Regions from separate parts of the Mus musculus genome. Here region 1 is linked to region 2. The links are chromatin loops, found by intact Hi-C in ENCODE. Cell type or tissue: heart. All regions are shown on one strand.

What was found. Hi-C counts contacts between places; a loop is a spot of excess contacts. Peaks named below come from ENCODE experiments on the same cell type or tissue, not always from the same donor. Only the 100,000 strongest peaks of a DNase experiment are listed, where the experiment ranks them.
Region 1: it touches region 2 in a loop (12-fold over the local background); 2 of 42 quality-filtered maps call a loop at or near these places.

What each region holds. Positions count from the first base shown.
Region 1 is chr8:104,785,861-104,793,860 of GRCm38, forward strand. It overlaps the pseudogene Gm6831. Among named protein-coding and RNA genes, the nearest start is that of 4932416K20Rik, 4.9 kb to the right of the region's middle. In heart, a CTCF peak has its summit at 4,211 (motif pointing right); no DNase peak of the experiment used is centred here.
Region 2 is chr8:104,599,078-104,607,077 of GRCm38, forward strand. It overlaps a transcript of Cdh16 not described here. Among named protein-coding and RNA genes, the nearest start is that of Pdp2, 12 kb to the left of the region's middle. In heart, CTCF peaks have their summits at 3,798 (motif pointing left) and 3,999; DNase peaks (open chromatin) are centred at 3,834 and 7,474; H3K4me3 peaks cover 1,712 bases; H3K27ac peaks cover 5,595 bases.

The sequences.
Region 1 (8,000 bases), 190 kb after region 2:
TCAGATCATGCGCATGAGAAGACCCAGGGACTACAGAGTTCTCAGGACAGGACTTGTCTGAATGTTAGGCTATGGGTTTTGGGGGAAGAGGTCATTTCTTTAATTCTGAGCTCCACTATAGTTTAGACCCTGATTACCAGTCTCAACTTCTTAGGTTCAAGAAGGTTCAATGGTGAGCTGACTAAACCCCTGTGCATGTGACTCAGAATCCTGGTAATCTAAGAGCTAAGAGGATCTAGGTCTTCGATTAAACCAAGACCCACTCGAAGTTGTGCACGAGGGCTAAAATACTGACATCACATGAATTTCTAGCTGAAAGTTATTTGTTCTGCCAGTAGGATCTGATGGCCATTCTGATCAGCAATAAGGAAAGCCAGGAAGACACTCCTTTTTTTGTCCTACTTTGACAGGTCTGAGGGTACCCATGGCTTTAATTTAGATTGAGAGTCATTAATCCATGCTGAGATTTCCTTTTGGGGAAGCTGGAATGGAAATATGCTCGCAGGCCTAAAGCACCCCATCTGTGGCTCGCATCCTGAGATCCTGAGGAGATCTGTTTGTAGGTCAACCTGCACAGAGCAAAGCAGTTGATAATGGAGTGGGCAACTAGATGAGCTTGGGCTGTGTGTGGGCCTCCTGGCATCTGAGTTGTTGTCTCCAGGTGAAGGTATGGATCCATGGTGGTGGACTGGTTGTAGGATCTGCTTCCATGAATGACGGATCCACACTGGCAGCCACTGAGGAAATAGTAATTGTCGCCATCCAGTATCGCTTGGGGATCCTTAGCTTTTTCAGGTAAGCCTGGGACTGGCTGGGTAATGTGGCTGAGTAGATCATGGGCAGCCCTGTAGCTCTTCTTCCTGCTACTTCCAAGCACTAGAGACCAGGATGCCAAGGCAACATGGGTTACGTAGATATTTTTCTACAAGGAATGTTAGCTCCTTGGGGAAGGGGATAACCCATTAGATTGAAGTAGAGACTTGGATGCATACTGGATTCTGAGTGGTGAGGGAAGAGGGTATAAACTAGGTCTATGGTTTAGCATTGGACTACAGTTGCTAGAGTAGGGCCTGAGTTGGAACATGCATGAAGTGGCTAGGTATCATACTCTTGTCCTCCTTCCGTCTGTTGTTCATCTCACTGAGAAGGAGGAGCTGCTGAACAAAAGGGTGATAAAGTACTGAGCCAACTTTGCCAGACATGGGTGAGATTTCATCCCTCTCTTAACCTCTTTATGGTCAAGTTTCCATCTAGGGACCCAATGTTGGTGTGTTCCATTAGCATGCATGTGTCCTTAATTACATGATAGTCTTCAACTCAGGGCACACACAGGCAGATAACTTCTAGCTTTCAGTTACAGTTATCCCACAGAAACGGAGTGGGTGAGTCACACTTTTGTGGTGGGTGAGTCACACTTTTGTGGTAGCATTCTTTAGATTTTGCATTTGAGAGGGAGACACAAAATTAACCAAATTCCTTGCTTCACATGGAGTAGACACTGGTAGTGACACTTGTATGTATATTAGTACATTAGGTTATCTGATCCCTCAGTCCCTTGGTCATCTCATCTATGGCCCTAACCAAATTAGAGGGTCAGGCTTTGTGTCAGAGAGACCTTCACTCTTCCCTGCTGGGTGGCATATCCACAGGAACCCCAACAGTGAGAGTCTACCCTACTGGCCTGTGATGGACCATGATGAGCAGTATCTGCATCTGAACACCCAGCATGCTGTGGGTCGAGCACTGAAGGCCAGAAGGCTGCAGTTCTGGACCAAGACTCTGCCCCCAGAAGATCCAGGAGCTCAAGGGTTCTCAGGACAAGCATGCAGAGCCGTATCGTCCTGTGTCAGGAAAGGTGTGTGAGATTAAAAGCAGATGGTGTAATTCTGAGGTTACAAAGTCCATTTATTTATTTTTATTTGTTCCAACACTTATGTAAGCCTTTCTAATATCAGCATTTGCCCTTTCAGACATGTATGAAGAACAGTCTGTGTTATTTCTTATAATTCTGAGCAAACTTTCATTAGAGTCAATAATAGCTATTATAATAGTGTAGATATGAGCCCCAATGTACCCCCATCTTTTTTAACCCTTCACTGAGACTAGGCTCTTCATTCCTTCCTTCCTTCCTTTTTTTTCCTTTCTTCCTTCCTTCTTTCCTTTCATTATCTTCTCCCCATCCTCACTCTCCTCTTCGACAAGTCCCAGACCTTCTTGAAATGAAATGGGTGCTTCAGGGACTGTTGACTGCAGGAAATAGGTGGTATCAAATCCTGTATCCTCTCTCAGCATATTTATGATTACCATTAGAAAATCTGCTTTCTCTAAGTCCCTTTGCCTTAAGAATGCTGTTTCTAAAAGATCATAAACTACAAATTGGACTCATAGTGTACTGGCTAGTTTTGTGTCAACTTGACACAGCTGTAGTAATCACAGAGAAAGGAGCTTCAGTTGAGGAAATGCCTCCATGAGATCCAACTGTAAGGCATTTTCTCAATTAGTGATCAAGGGGGAAAGGCCCCTTGTGGGTGGGACCATCTCTGGGCTGGTAGTCTTGGGTTCTATAAGAAAGCAGGCTGAGCAAGCCAGGTGAGGCAAGCCAGTAAAGAACATCCCTCCATGGCCTCTGCATCAGCTCCTGCTTCCTGACCTGCTTGAGTTCCAGTCCTGACTTCCTTGGTGATGAACTGCAGTATGGAAGTGTAAGCCGAATAAACCCTTTCCTCCCCAACTTGCTTCTTGGTCATGATGTTTGTGCAGGAATAGAAACCCTGACTAAGACACATAGTATCTGTGGCCTCAGATGGGTGGAGGCTGAAATAGAAGGATTACATAAGTCTCCGGGCAAGCTAACAAGTCCCACATCTCTGAAACACACAAACAAAAAGAAAATTGTAACTTCAGTAACTTACAAATAGTAACAAACGTACAGTCTTATAAATTGTAAAATTTGGGGTCAAGATGTTCTCAGGGAAACCAGACTCAAGGATTACTGCTTGTGCCCTCTCCTGGTAGGATGTGTAAACAAGGCAGTTACAAGGATAATATTAAGTCCCTGCTGACTTGAACTGGGGGCAGGGAAGATCTTCCTGTCAGTGAGACTGACCATGTAGGATGCTTCCATTCTATATGTACAGCATTGATTTAAGTTCCCACTGCCAGCATGCCTCTGCTCATCATCTCTGGATAGACACACTAAGCTGGGTGTCAGTTAGATTTGAGACTGTTAATAATTATCTCATTTTTGATAGTTTGAGCGTGGATTGTTTTTATGGCACTATGGATTGATCTTAGGACTTGTGCATGTTGGGCAATGGTTCCACCCATGAACTACACCCTCAGACCACTGTGGGCTGTTTAAATGAAATTAAATTAATCTCTTTTAGGTGTCTGTTTTAGTAAGTCTGGGAAAATTCTCAAGGCGTGCAACTGTCATCAGATCAGATTTACAACATTCCCCCCTTGCTTCCCATCAGCCTTCCCTTGGGTCCTTTTCTGCCATCCACTGCCTTTAATCCCATTTCAAAGAAAACATGACATTGCTTTATCTTACTATACTGGGACTTGTCTCTAATCCAAAATAAATAAAATGTTTTGTGACTGGTTAGGTCACTTCACATAATGTGTTTGTTTCCTTTTATTGTTGAATGACATCCATGTGTGCACACAACACATTCTATCCACTCACCAGACTATGCACAATTGTTGCCCTTGTTTATTACCTCTGTTTTTGGAGACATGGTTTCTATGTAGCCCAGGAGTGCCCTGAACACATGATCTCACTGCCTTAGCAGTGTGGATTACAGGGTTATAGGGACACCCATCCTATGTTTGAGTTTTAATAAGTTGTATGGATATCCTCACACATTATTTTATGTGATCTCATGTATTACATTTTTGAATTTCCAATCTAGAGCAGAATTCCTATGTCATGAGACACCTGTTAAACATTTAAAGAAGTTGTAAGACCAGGGATATAGCAGTAGTAGACAGCTTGCCCTGCATGTACAAAGCCCTAGGCACCATAAAAAATAAAAAAAAAAAAGAAAGAAAAACCAGCTCAGATGATGTAGGCTTATAATCCCAGCTACTCAGAGAGCTACTGTAGCCAGGGATCACAAGTTAAGGTCAGCCTGAACTATACAGCAAAACTCCAGGCAAAACTGGAAAAATTACTTGTGGTCTATCCCCACATAAAAAGTTCCAAAAATGGCCTATAGGTGGCAATGGTTCTGCCTTTAATCCAGCACCCAGGTGGATCTCTAACCAAACCAGCTCAGTCAACAGGGTCTCAAGCAAGGGAGTGAGGGTTGAAAAAGGGAAAGTTAGACAAAATTATAACCTGACTGCAGCCCGTACTGAAGCTGAAACAGCTTCATGTCTCTCCAGCCTGCTTTTATATCATTCTAGGTATAGCCAAAAGCCATGGTCAGTTCTTAGATCAAAGACAAAGTAAAGCAAAGTGGGAAACAAGGAGATTATACAAGAAAGCAATCAAGCAGAGGCGTAAGCAAAAGGATCACACAGGCAATGATTAAGGAAAGTAGTAAGGGAGGGGATCACACAAGGAAGTAATGCAGCTAAGAAGTAAACAAAGCCCCATGGTCCCTGTTTCTGACATTCTTATCTGAGTCTACTTCCTTGTCTAACCCCAGTGACAAATGCCAAATTCCTAGAAGCAGCACCAAAAGCTCTCAACAGATCTCTGAGTTGCAGGCCAGCCTGGTCTGCAGAGGGAGTTCCAAGACAGCCAGGGCTACACAGAGAAACCCTGTCTTGACAAAAACAAAAGCAAAAACAAAACAGTACCGAAAAAAAAAATCATAAACATCTAACTAGACTTAGAGTGTTACTAAGATGGGGGAGGAGGAGAAAGAAGGAAGAAGAAAAAGAAGAGGAAGGGAGAGGAGGATGGGGATGGAGCAGGGGGAGGAGCAGGGGGAGGAGGAGGGAGAAGAGTGTGGAGGAGGGGAGGAAAGGGAGAGAAGAAGAAGAAGAAGAAGAAGAAGAAGAAGAAGAGGAGGAGGAGGAGGAGGAGGAGGAGGAGGAGGAGGAGGAGGAGGAGGAGGAGGACAGAAGGAGAAATGGAGTTGGTAGGAAAATGTGGTGGTGTGGTTGGGGGTCTTGAGAGTGAGGGGAGTAGGGTGCACTGTGTTAGTTTATGAAATTACCAAAGGGGAAACCGCCAAGGATCTGGGCACAAAGCTCAGGGGTGGAGGACTTACCTGGCACATGAGAGACCATACATCCAATTCTCTGTGTCCTCTTCAGAAGCTCTGGGGTAACTGCCTACATTGGAGCTCATTGAGTGTCCAATCTCCACATCCATTTCTTACCAACAACCAAGCTTTTTCATGTCTACCGATGATTTATAACACATTTGATAAGCTGCAGGCCTGCTGCCTCCATCAGCTCAAGCTGCCATAAGAAAAAGAGCATAAGCTGTCAGCTAGTTCAGTCATGAGATGGATATCCATGGTTCAGCACCTTGGAAGACAGAAGCAGGAGGGTTTCGTGAGCTCAAGAGCTAGCGGACTGATTATATGTATGTATGTATGTATGTATGTATGTGTATATATATATATATATATATATGAATGAATCATTACATGTGTGGCTTATAAACAATACAAATGTGTTTATAGTTGTGGAAATCACGAAGCTCAAGGTTGAGATACCAGCATATGTGCTATGTGATGAGGGCTAGCTCTCTTTGCTAAAGATGCAAAGTTGAACTTTGTGTCTTCGACTGGGCAGACAGGATAAATAATGGTGTTCAAGATCTGGACACATTGTGTTCATGTGCGAAACTATCAAAGGATAAATAAAACCCCAAGGTTCTTGGAATACAGCTCAGTGGTAGAGCACTTATCTAGAGCATGAAGACCCTAGATACAGTTCTCTGTAGTGACTTTCCAGATCTCCTGAAACAATTCTTAAAGAAGAAATTCATACTAACGTCCCATTGGAGAAGAGGTTTCACCATAGGCATGTGATACACCAACTTTCAGATCATAGCACTTAGAGGTCTCCGTATCAGTCACCAAGGTTGTGAACAATGGAAAACAACTCTATCTATTGTGTTTGGAAATCAAATGTCATCTATGATTGATATTTAAAACAATCTATTGTCAGTCCCGAGATGTAAAGTAGTATAAGTTTTATTAGAAATATGTCTGGGTATCTGTTAGCTTTTTGAGCCGGAGGCAGTGTGTGTGAGTGTGTATATCTATGCATGTGGGTGTCTATGTATGTGTATTTGTGTATGCTTATTATGTGGATGGATCTGGAGGATATCATCCTGAGTGAAGTAACCCAATCACAAAAGAACACACATGATATGGACTCACTGATAAGTGGATATTAGCCCAGAAACTCAGAATACCCAAGATACAATTTGCAAAACACATGAAATTCAAGAAGAAGGAAGACCAAAGTGTGGATACTTCGGTCTTCTTAGAAGAGGGAACAAAATTCCCATGGAAGGAGTTACAAAGTATAGAGCTGAGACTGAAGGAAGGACCATCCAGAGACTGCCCCACCCTGGAATCCATCCCATAAACAACCATCAAACCCAGACACTATTGCAGATGACATCCAAATTTTGCTGACAGGACCCTGATATAGCTGTCTCCTGTGAGCCTCTGCCAGTTCCTGGCAAATACAGAAGTGGAAGCTCACAGTCATCTATTGGATGGAACACAGAACCCCAATGAAGGAGCTAGAGAAAGTACTCAAGGAGCTGAAGGGGTCTGCAGCCCTATAGGAGGAACAACAATATGAACTAACCAGTAACCCCAGAACTCCCTGGGACTAAACCACCAATCAAAGAAAACACATAGTGGGACTCATGTCTCTATTTGCATATGTAGCAGAGGATGGCCTAGTCGGCCATCAATGGGAAGAGAGGCCCTTGGTCCTATAAAGGCTCTATGCCCCAGAATAGGTGAATGCCAGTGCCAGGAAGCAGGAGTTATATGTAAGTACACTATAGCTGTCTTCAGACACTCCAGAAGAGAGCATCAGATTTCGTTATGGATGGTTGTGAGCCACCATGTGGTTGCTGGGATTTGAACTCAGGACCTTTGGAAGAGCAGTCCGCACTCTTAACCACTGAGCCATCTCACCAGCCCCCAAAGAACCATTCTTGATAAGATATTGGCACAGCGAGTTAAGCAATATGGAAGAAACAACATGGAAAGACAGCACAGCAGAATGCCAAGGGAGGAAAACGTGCTTTCTCTTTAATTTCCATCAGCATATTTGCTATACTGTATTGACAGAGGAAATGTAAGCTGCAAAAACTGTATTTGGTAATGAGTAATAATATTCTTTTGGAAAACTCTTAACTGGTCCTAAAGGACACATTTGACCTTAATAATAGGTATCTAAACAAATCAACGAACATCCTATTTCTTGCTGAGGCCTTTGTTTAGAAATCCCGTTGATTCTGTCTCCTACTGCACTGAAATCTGAGTACAATAGGCCAAGGAAATTCAGGTGTGTACAGATTGGGCAGAGAAACAGGGATTGCTCCCATGTAACCCGAGTCTCTTCAGAGAAAACACAGAGGCCTCTGCAGCCACAATTATCCCAATGAGTGGTTAAGGTTTCCAGGGCCAGAGCAGCAGTGCTCCTGCATGCTAGCAGGGAACAGTGAGAAAGTGTGACCTTAACACCATTCAGGGTCTACCGTGTGTCTGAGAATAAACCTGCTGAAAGACATGTTCAGCCTCATGGCAAGATTATGAAATCCGGCTAATGGATATCAAAGGAAAACTTAAATGAGTCGGGAAATATGCCGTATTCCCAGGTGTGAAATTATTACCACAGAGATGGCAGTTCAATTTGGATTTAAGCTCTGAATCTACAAATGGCATTTCAAGTGAACAGGGGACTGTCTATGGAACTTTACAAGGTGATATTAAAATTTAAAACTTCACAACCAATCAAAGTCCTGAGAATGAGTGATAGTTTAATACCCGGTTACAAACGAGACA
Region 2 (8,000 bases):
GCCAACTTTTGGGTTCAGCATTTTTATCTGACCAAGGAAGAGTTTGGGCTATTTAAGAGTCTTCTCCAAAGATGAGCTTGGTGCATAAAACTTATAGTTGCTGCTAACACACATTGAGTTCTTGTTTATTTTTATTTAATATTTTATTTTTAACTAAGTGTGAGCATGTGTCTCTATGTGGGTATGTCACGTGACTGCAGATGGCCAGGGAGGGAAGATGAGGGCGTTGGCTCTCTTGGAGTTGGAGTTACAGGTAGTGTTGTGAGCTGCCCAGTATGTATTAGGAACCAAACTCAGGTCCTCTTTAGGCGCACATAACACTGAGCCATCTTTCCAGCCTCAGGAGCATTCTTTTATGCTAGCTGTGTGAGCGGAGAACTGAGAAGAAAACAGACTGAGGCCCACCGTGCACTCCAGGCCTTGGCCCTCCGGGATTTCATCCTTACTGAGAATCTACTTGTAAAAACAGTTTTTGTGTTGACAGCAGCATAAAGCCAGTCCCAGGGGAAAGTCTAGGCTGCTGTCTCCAGGGAACGCAAGACCCCCCACTCCAAGATGGCACCATGCCTCAATACACCCAAAATCATATTGTTCAGTGGGTCCTTATTAAAAACTGTAGGTGGAGTGGCTGGAGAGATGGCTTTGCAATTAATAGCACAAGTGTACCACCGTGCCTGGCAGCATCGGGAATCTGAAGTCAGGTTCAATTCCTATCACCCACATGGAGATTCACAATCATCCAAAACGTACAGTTCAAGGGGGATCGTAGGCCCTCTTCTGACCGTGGGCACTGTGTACACACCGTGTACATATATGCACCCAGGCAAAACACTCGTACATAAAATAAAACTAATTTTTTTTAGTGCATACACAGAAGTCTTAGGCTTCCCCCCCCTTCATTATTGCTAATAATAAAAAGTTCTGCTAACTCTTGATATTGTTTTGGGTATTAGGAATCAGCCTACATTGCCTCAATTTACACACTCCAATGTCCTATTTTTTTTTTTTTTAAAGATTTATTTATTTATTATATGTAAGTACACTGTAGCTGTCTTCAGACACTCCAGAAGAGGGCGTCAGATCTTGTTACAGATGGTTGTGAGCCATCATGTGGTTGCTGGGATTTGAACTCTGGACCTTCGGAAGAGCAGTCGGGTGCTCTTACCCACTGAGCCATCTCACCAGCCCCCCTTTTTTTTTTTTTTTTAGAACATAAAACTAGGACAGAGGCTGAAGAAAGCTCAGTCTGCCCAGGCATGAAGACCTGGGTTAGATCCTGCACAAGCAAACATGCCAGCAAGCACATCTAATCCCAGTGTTGGAGACAGACTGGCAAGTCCTTGGCTCAGTGGTTAAGAGCACTGACTGCTCTTCCGAAGGTTCTGAGTTCAAATCCCAGCAACCACATGGTGGCTCACAGCCATCCATAATGAGATCTGATGCGCTCTTCTGGGGTGTCTGAAGACAGCTACAGTGTACTTACATATAATAATAAATAAATTAAAAAAAAAAAGTCCTTGGGGCTCAATGGCCACCTAGCCTAATGAGTTGAATTGGCAAGCCCTAGGTCAACCAAGAGACAACTTGTCTTAAAAAACAAGGTGTGTTACTTCTGAGGAATGACATCTGGCCTTCACACAGGTGCCTGCATCCACACCCATATAAACATTATCTGCATGGGTGCACATGCATGGGTGCAGCTGTATGAGCACACCTGCATGAATGTACCTGCATGCACATGCATGCACACACACACTAGAAGACAGAGAAAAATTTAAAAAAAAACTATAAAAATGACCAGAAAGGAAAAAAAAAACCCACAAAGATAACAAACAAACAAACAAACAAAACCCTTGGCTGTTGTTTTTGAGACAGGACCTTACTATGTAGCCCTGGCTGGCCTGAAACTTGCTATGCAAACCAGGCTAGCCCCAAACTCATAGAGATCCACTTGCCTTTAAATCCCAGAAGTTGGGATTAAAAGCCATCACACCTGGCCCCTCAATCTCTCCACCCCGCAGTTTTCTCTTTGAAACAGAGATTCGCTGACAGGTCTGAACCCTAGATCCTCCAAACCATTAGGACCACCACCACCCAGTTGGAAAAATTAACTGAATAGATTTAGCCTTTCATATCTAGAATTTTTATTCTATTACTTGATGTTACTAAATACCCCTAAGTAGTCCCTAACCTTGGTGGCCCTCTGAATTGTCCGTGGTCAGATTCCCAAGTCACTGGCTCCATCTGGGACTGGTGAATTTCTATTGACTGTTTATTGGAGTGTCTTGGTCCCATTGGCCTCTGACCTTTTCTGCTCTCTGCATACATAACTTAGTCTGAGCAATGGCTTGGACGGGGCATCGGAGCATAGCAAGGATGTCAGGATTCCTCTCCTGACTTTCACTGCCAGGGGAATAAGCGGGTTGGGATCCAGGAAAGCAGTCTGTGGAGGAGCCCCCTGGAGCCCGCTGTATCTTTGCCCACAACTCTGCCTGCCTTTCCCAGACTTTATAAAGCCCTCATCTACCCCCAGCTCCCTGCGGTAGAGAAACAGGATGTTTTCCTAGGGCTGTGGTTCTGTCCACAGTGCACAAGCCTTGGGTGTCCCGGAGCTGGTCATTTAGGCTAGCTAAGGGCTAAGAAACTCATCACGGGGCAGGGAAGGGACATCCAGGGACAGGAGAACAAAAATTAAAGCCTGGAATCTGCTCCAGTCTGTTGTGTCTGGCCAGTAGATCACAACCTGGGTTCTAGCCTGGAAAGGCATTTTGGAAACCTGGAAGAGAAGAGGGGCTAGGCGGCGAGAGAAAGAAATGCAGCTAAGACAGACATTCTGATCAAAGCTCAATTTTACTGTTCCGCACGCAGTTATGAAGCAGGGGAAGGGGCCCGATTCCCGCCAATTAATCTTGGAATCCAATAGCTGGGTGACCTCGTGCACGGCTCCGAACAGCAAAGCGGCAGATTCCAGCAGTGGGCGTGGCAGAACGATTGAGCGGGAAGCTCCACCCCTGAGCAAGCAGGTTTCAGGCTGAGGGAGGGGGGACTACACCAGTCGACTCTGGAGACCAGGCTTCTGAGGCAGTGACAGTGGGATAGTCCTAGGGATGTGGAGACAGGCTTCCTAAATGTGAACATCTGGGCAAGTGACCTGTCAGGACAGAAAAGGATTGTGCAGGATAATCTGGGCATGGTGTTGTGGAGACTCAAGGATTAAGAGTTCAAGGTCATGCTCAGATGCCCGATAAGTACCTCCTGCCCCTCCCATACACTCACTCCTGTTCCACCCCAGGGATGTGAAAACTGGTTGTGAAATGAGTTAGGAAAGATGGCTGAATAGACACCCAGGAAAAGAGAAGGATCCGCAAAAAGAGGAGGTTGGAGAATAGGAGGAAAACAGCCAGCTGTGGTGGGGAAGCAAAAAAGAAGAGAGTAGTTTGTCCGTGAGGATCTGGTATCAGAACTCAGATACGGATGGACGGAAGTAGCCAATTAGCTACAAGAAGCTCCACAGCAGAAGAGGCAAGGGTTGAATTATAATCTCGCATGGGTCTAGATGGTGAGACAGGAGCAGACTTTGGTCCCGTGAGAAGAGGGCTTTCTGAAACAAAGCAACGTGGCGGGTGGGCGAGGTGGTGGGGCCGCCACCCTCACCCAGAGAAGAGGATGCAAAGTTTACTTAGGATTTTGCTGCCCCCAAATAGGGCTGGAGCATGGAAGAATGGGAGAATGGGGTGTCTTGAGCCCCACCTGGTGGCTGGATCACTAATTGATGCGGGTACTGGGATAGGAAGGGTCCTGGGGTAGGGAGCCATCAGCTTTGGTTATGAGGCGATAGCAGACACAGACACTGCCTCTAGATGTCGCCATTCAGCTGCGCTGGTGCCTGCAGAAGCTGGATTGAGGAAGGTTGTCCTGAGCTGATGAGATTCTGAGTCCTGAAACTCCAATTAGAGCGGAGTTTCCCTGGAGTGCAGCCTGGTATACCTTCAGGAAGACTCACGGGACTCTGGGCACCTTTGGGGCTGAGGTTAAGTGGGGACTAAGGTAAAGGCTCTGTCTTGTGCCGAGGCCGTCCAGGCTTGCCAGAGCAGGAGGTGGTAGGCCGTGTAAAGTGGCTGCCACTTCGGCGAGTTGTCTTCAGCGTTCTTGTTTTCCTCTGTGAACTCCGCAGTAAATCTAACAAACTCCTTTTTTATTCTGCCCTTTATGGCCAGTGCCACAGACTGCCGGCCTCTCTGCAATTTCTGCACTCCTCTTGTCCCAGCTTTAAGAATAGTACAAATCACTTCTGTGCCCCAAATGGAAGCTGCCCCTGCAGTCAGATGCAACTACCATACAGGTCAAATCTGACCTGTTGCTCCTCTGTCCCCTTCATGAGCCTTTGGTTGAGAGCTCAGAATCCTCTTTCGTAGTCGGGCCTCCCTCTCTGCCACAGTCATGAGGAGTGTTGTTAGAATGTTATAAAGGCTGTGGGCTTCTGTTCTCCCTGACTGAGACACCTGGCACTCTCTACCTTCTCTTGGCTTACCCAGATCTCTCAGCCTGATCCTGCTAGATTTACAGCTTATCTGGAAGACTCCCTGACTTTCTAGGCCTCTCTCCCAAGCAACCCCTTCTATTTTTAGCTCTGAATGGTCCTATTTCATCTCTCCAAGTGTCTCCCATCTCATCTGTCTGTCTACTTTCTTTGCAGCATCAGGATTCTGGTCTGGCTTTACCCTGGGTAACCGTGGGGTCAGCCCGGCATCTGGCATGATGTATACTGTTGTGGGGGAGGCTGGGGATGTAGCTGAGTGGTAGGGCACTTGCCTAACACTTATGAGGCCATGGGTACAATCCCCAGCATCTGTCTACCTATTATAGATAGGTAGATAGATAGGTAGATAGATAGATGAGATTGATAGCAGATAGGTGATAAATAGATAATAGATAGATGGTAGACAAGTAGATAGGTAGATAAGCAAAATGGTAGGATGAAAGAATTGAAAAAAAGAGGAAGATTTTGACCTTTCTCAATAAGATAAAATCACATTTCCTCAAAAATTGTGCTGTTCTTCTGGCCACTCTGGGGATAGAGACTAGAGTCTTCTGCCTTTTGCTTCTTATTGTGATTTATATGATAATCTCAACTTCTTTCCCATCCCCTTGTCCATTGCTGGGGTCTAATTAACCTTTTCCTCTTTTTGTTTGAGACAGGTTTTGCTATATAGCTCAGGATGGCTGTAAACTTTCCATCGTCTTTCTTTAGCCCTCCCAGTTGCTGGGCTTAGGGGTTGGCTCCATTACTGGAATTCCCCTTCTCTTGATTCTTAGGGACCATAGGGACTTACTTTGTGTGTTTTGTTGTTCTTTAAATATGTAAGTACACTGTAGCTGTTTTTTTGTTTTTTTTGTTTTTGTTTGAGACAGGGTTTCTCTGTGTAGCCCTGGCTGTCCTGGAACTTACTTTGTAGACCAGGCTGGCCTCGAACTCAGAAATCTGCCTGCCTCTGCCTCCCGATTGCTGGGATTACAAAGCCTACAAAGCATTCTCCCGTGGAGATACATTCATCAGGTCTTTTATTTTAATGCTGTTTTCTTTGTTGTTGTTGCTGCTTTGAAATAGAATCTTATGTCGCCCAAGCTGGCCCTCAAGCTTGCTATGTAGCTGAAGTTGACCTCCAACTTCTGATTCTCCTATCTATCTCAAAAGCTGAGATTAGAGCAGCATCACAGCCCCACTCGTCTGGAAATTCCTTTTATTAACAATGAAAAAGCCCTCAGAGGTATCTACCACTCTTTCCTGATTCTAAGTGAGGAAAACATCTCAGTCCCTTCCTGACCTGTGGGGCTAAGCGCAATCTGACTCCACTCACCCTTCACATCTCCTACTGCTTCAGCTGCTCTGATCTGTTTTCATTCAGGGAAGGACTATCACAGGGGCTCAATTTATGACCATTTAAAATAATAAACCTGGCTACATTTCTGTATGTTCTGATTAGATGCTGTGTGGAACACTTTACACATATAATCTTCTTTAAGCTAGGTGTGCCTCCATCCTCATCCACCTCAGCTTGTACTTGGGAGGTTGAAGCAAGAGGTTTGTGGTTTGTGAGTTCCAGGCTAGCCTGGGATATGTATTGAAACTCTCAAAAGCAAGCAAGCAAACAAACAAATAAACAAAAACAAAAAGCAATCACGGCACAGATCTATAATGCCAACACTTGGGAGACAGAAGCAGGAGGATCAGGAGTTCAAAGCCATCCTAAGCTATATATTGAGTTTGAGGCCAGCATAAGCTATCCTGAGACCCTCTCTCAAAACCAACACAGAACAACCCCCAAACTATGTGGTATCTTATTTAACCCTCACACAACCCCTGGAAGGAATGTTGCTATCCCATTTTATACTCAGAAAAACTGAAGCTGGATAGATGAATGCAGTGGCCAAGCTCACAGATGCAGTAAGGTAGAGCTGAGCTTCAAATCCTGGTGCTTGGCTCTGCAAGTTTCTTCCTCATATCCATGCAGCTGTACTGAATGCATATTCTTCTAATAGGAATGGGCCTTACCAGCTGCCCAAATGATCCACGGGAAGGTGTGAGGTGTGAGTCCACAGAAGCAACAGAAGTAAAAACTTTAAGGTAGCAAGGTGTGAACTGGAAGGAAAAGGAGAGATCTGCCTCAAGGCGAGAACCTCTGTCTGTATGTGGAGCAGGAGCTATAGAGATACAACTCTAGGCAATGGTCAGGGATCCTGTGGATGGATTTTCTCTGTATCCCCAGCCAGCTGGGCCTTTCAGTCTAGGAGAGCATGTGCAAGCCAGGGACTGTGTGCCTCCAGCAAGCAAGAGGGGCCAGGAGACCTGGGTCTGCCTCTCTTTACTGATCCCATGGTATTGCCTGGTCTCTGATTCAGTCCCCTCATCTTGTCCCTGGGTCTGGCATCTCTGACTTGGAGATGAGTCCAGAACCCCTTAGGCACACAGTGAGGCTTGCTCTTCTACCCAACACCTGTGAACATTTATTCAGAGGGAGGGAGGAAGGGAGGGATAGAGGGAGGGACAGGCAAGGGATTTGAACAAAAATGGTCATGGCATTGGTGTTTGTAAGAGAGGAACAGTGTTGACGTGGCTTCACCCAGCACAAGACACAGACCCTGAAACAGCCGTTTCAGCAGGCTTTAAATGTGACTGTGAAAAGCAACCATGACGACTGCTGAACTTTATGGAAGATATTATAAATAAGTAGCTCGATGGGAGATCAACAGAATATTCAGTGCGACCCCAAGTTGAAATCCTCCAGTCCCTCCTGCTTTCTCCTCCACCAGCTCCCTCGTGGCTTACCCCATTGGCCAGGCTAGCAGTGGGGGAGGGGAGTGAGACTATCTTGGGAAGGGGATGAGATCATTCTAAGGCTGGCTGATTTAGACCCGGGTAACTTTTTCCACCCATATGGCTCTCAGAGACTTCTGCACTGGCTCATAAACCTTGGCGCCGGCCTCAGGGATTGGCCGTGAGGCCCCTCCTCACTGTGGAGATGATGGCCAAAGCTGGAAGGGGCTGAGGCTTAAGTTGAAACAGAGTGGCAGAGGCAGGTGGAGGCATGGTCCAATGGGGACCCAGCAAGAACTTTGCAGCTATTGGAGCTAGGTGTCCTGAAGCTCTTTAGGAGCCTATGTAGGTAGATAGTGAATTTTGTGGGTGAAAAGTCACCTTGCTAAGAGCAGAGCTACAGCCCTGGCAGTTCCTCTAACACCTGTATTTGGGGATTCCACTTGTCCAGCCTGGTTCTCCCCTAAAGGATCTCTGTTTGGGCTCTAATCCTGCAAGGGGTAGATGGGGAGGGAAGAGGTCTGGGCTTGGGAGAGATCAAGGTTCAAGTCTGAGTCAGTGTATAATTAGGTTCAGTTCACTCTCTCCTGAGCCTCTCTAGCCAGGCCACCGAAGACCCAAGTTACAGCCTTGAGGAAATCGTAGTCTTAGTCTTTGAGCTTCTCTGAGACATTTCCTAGCTTGT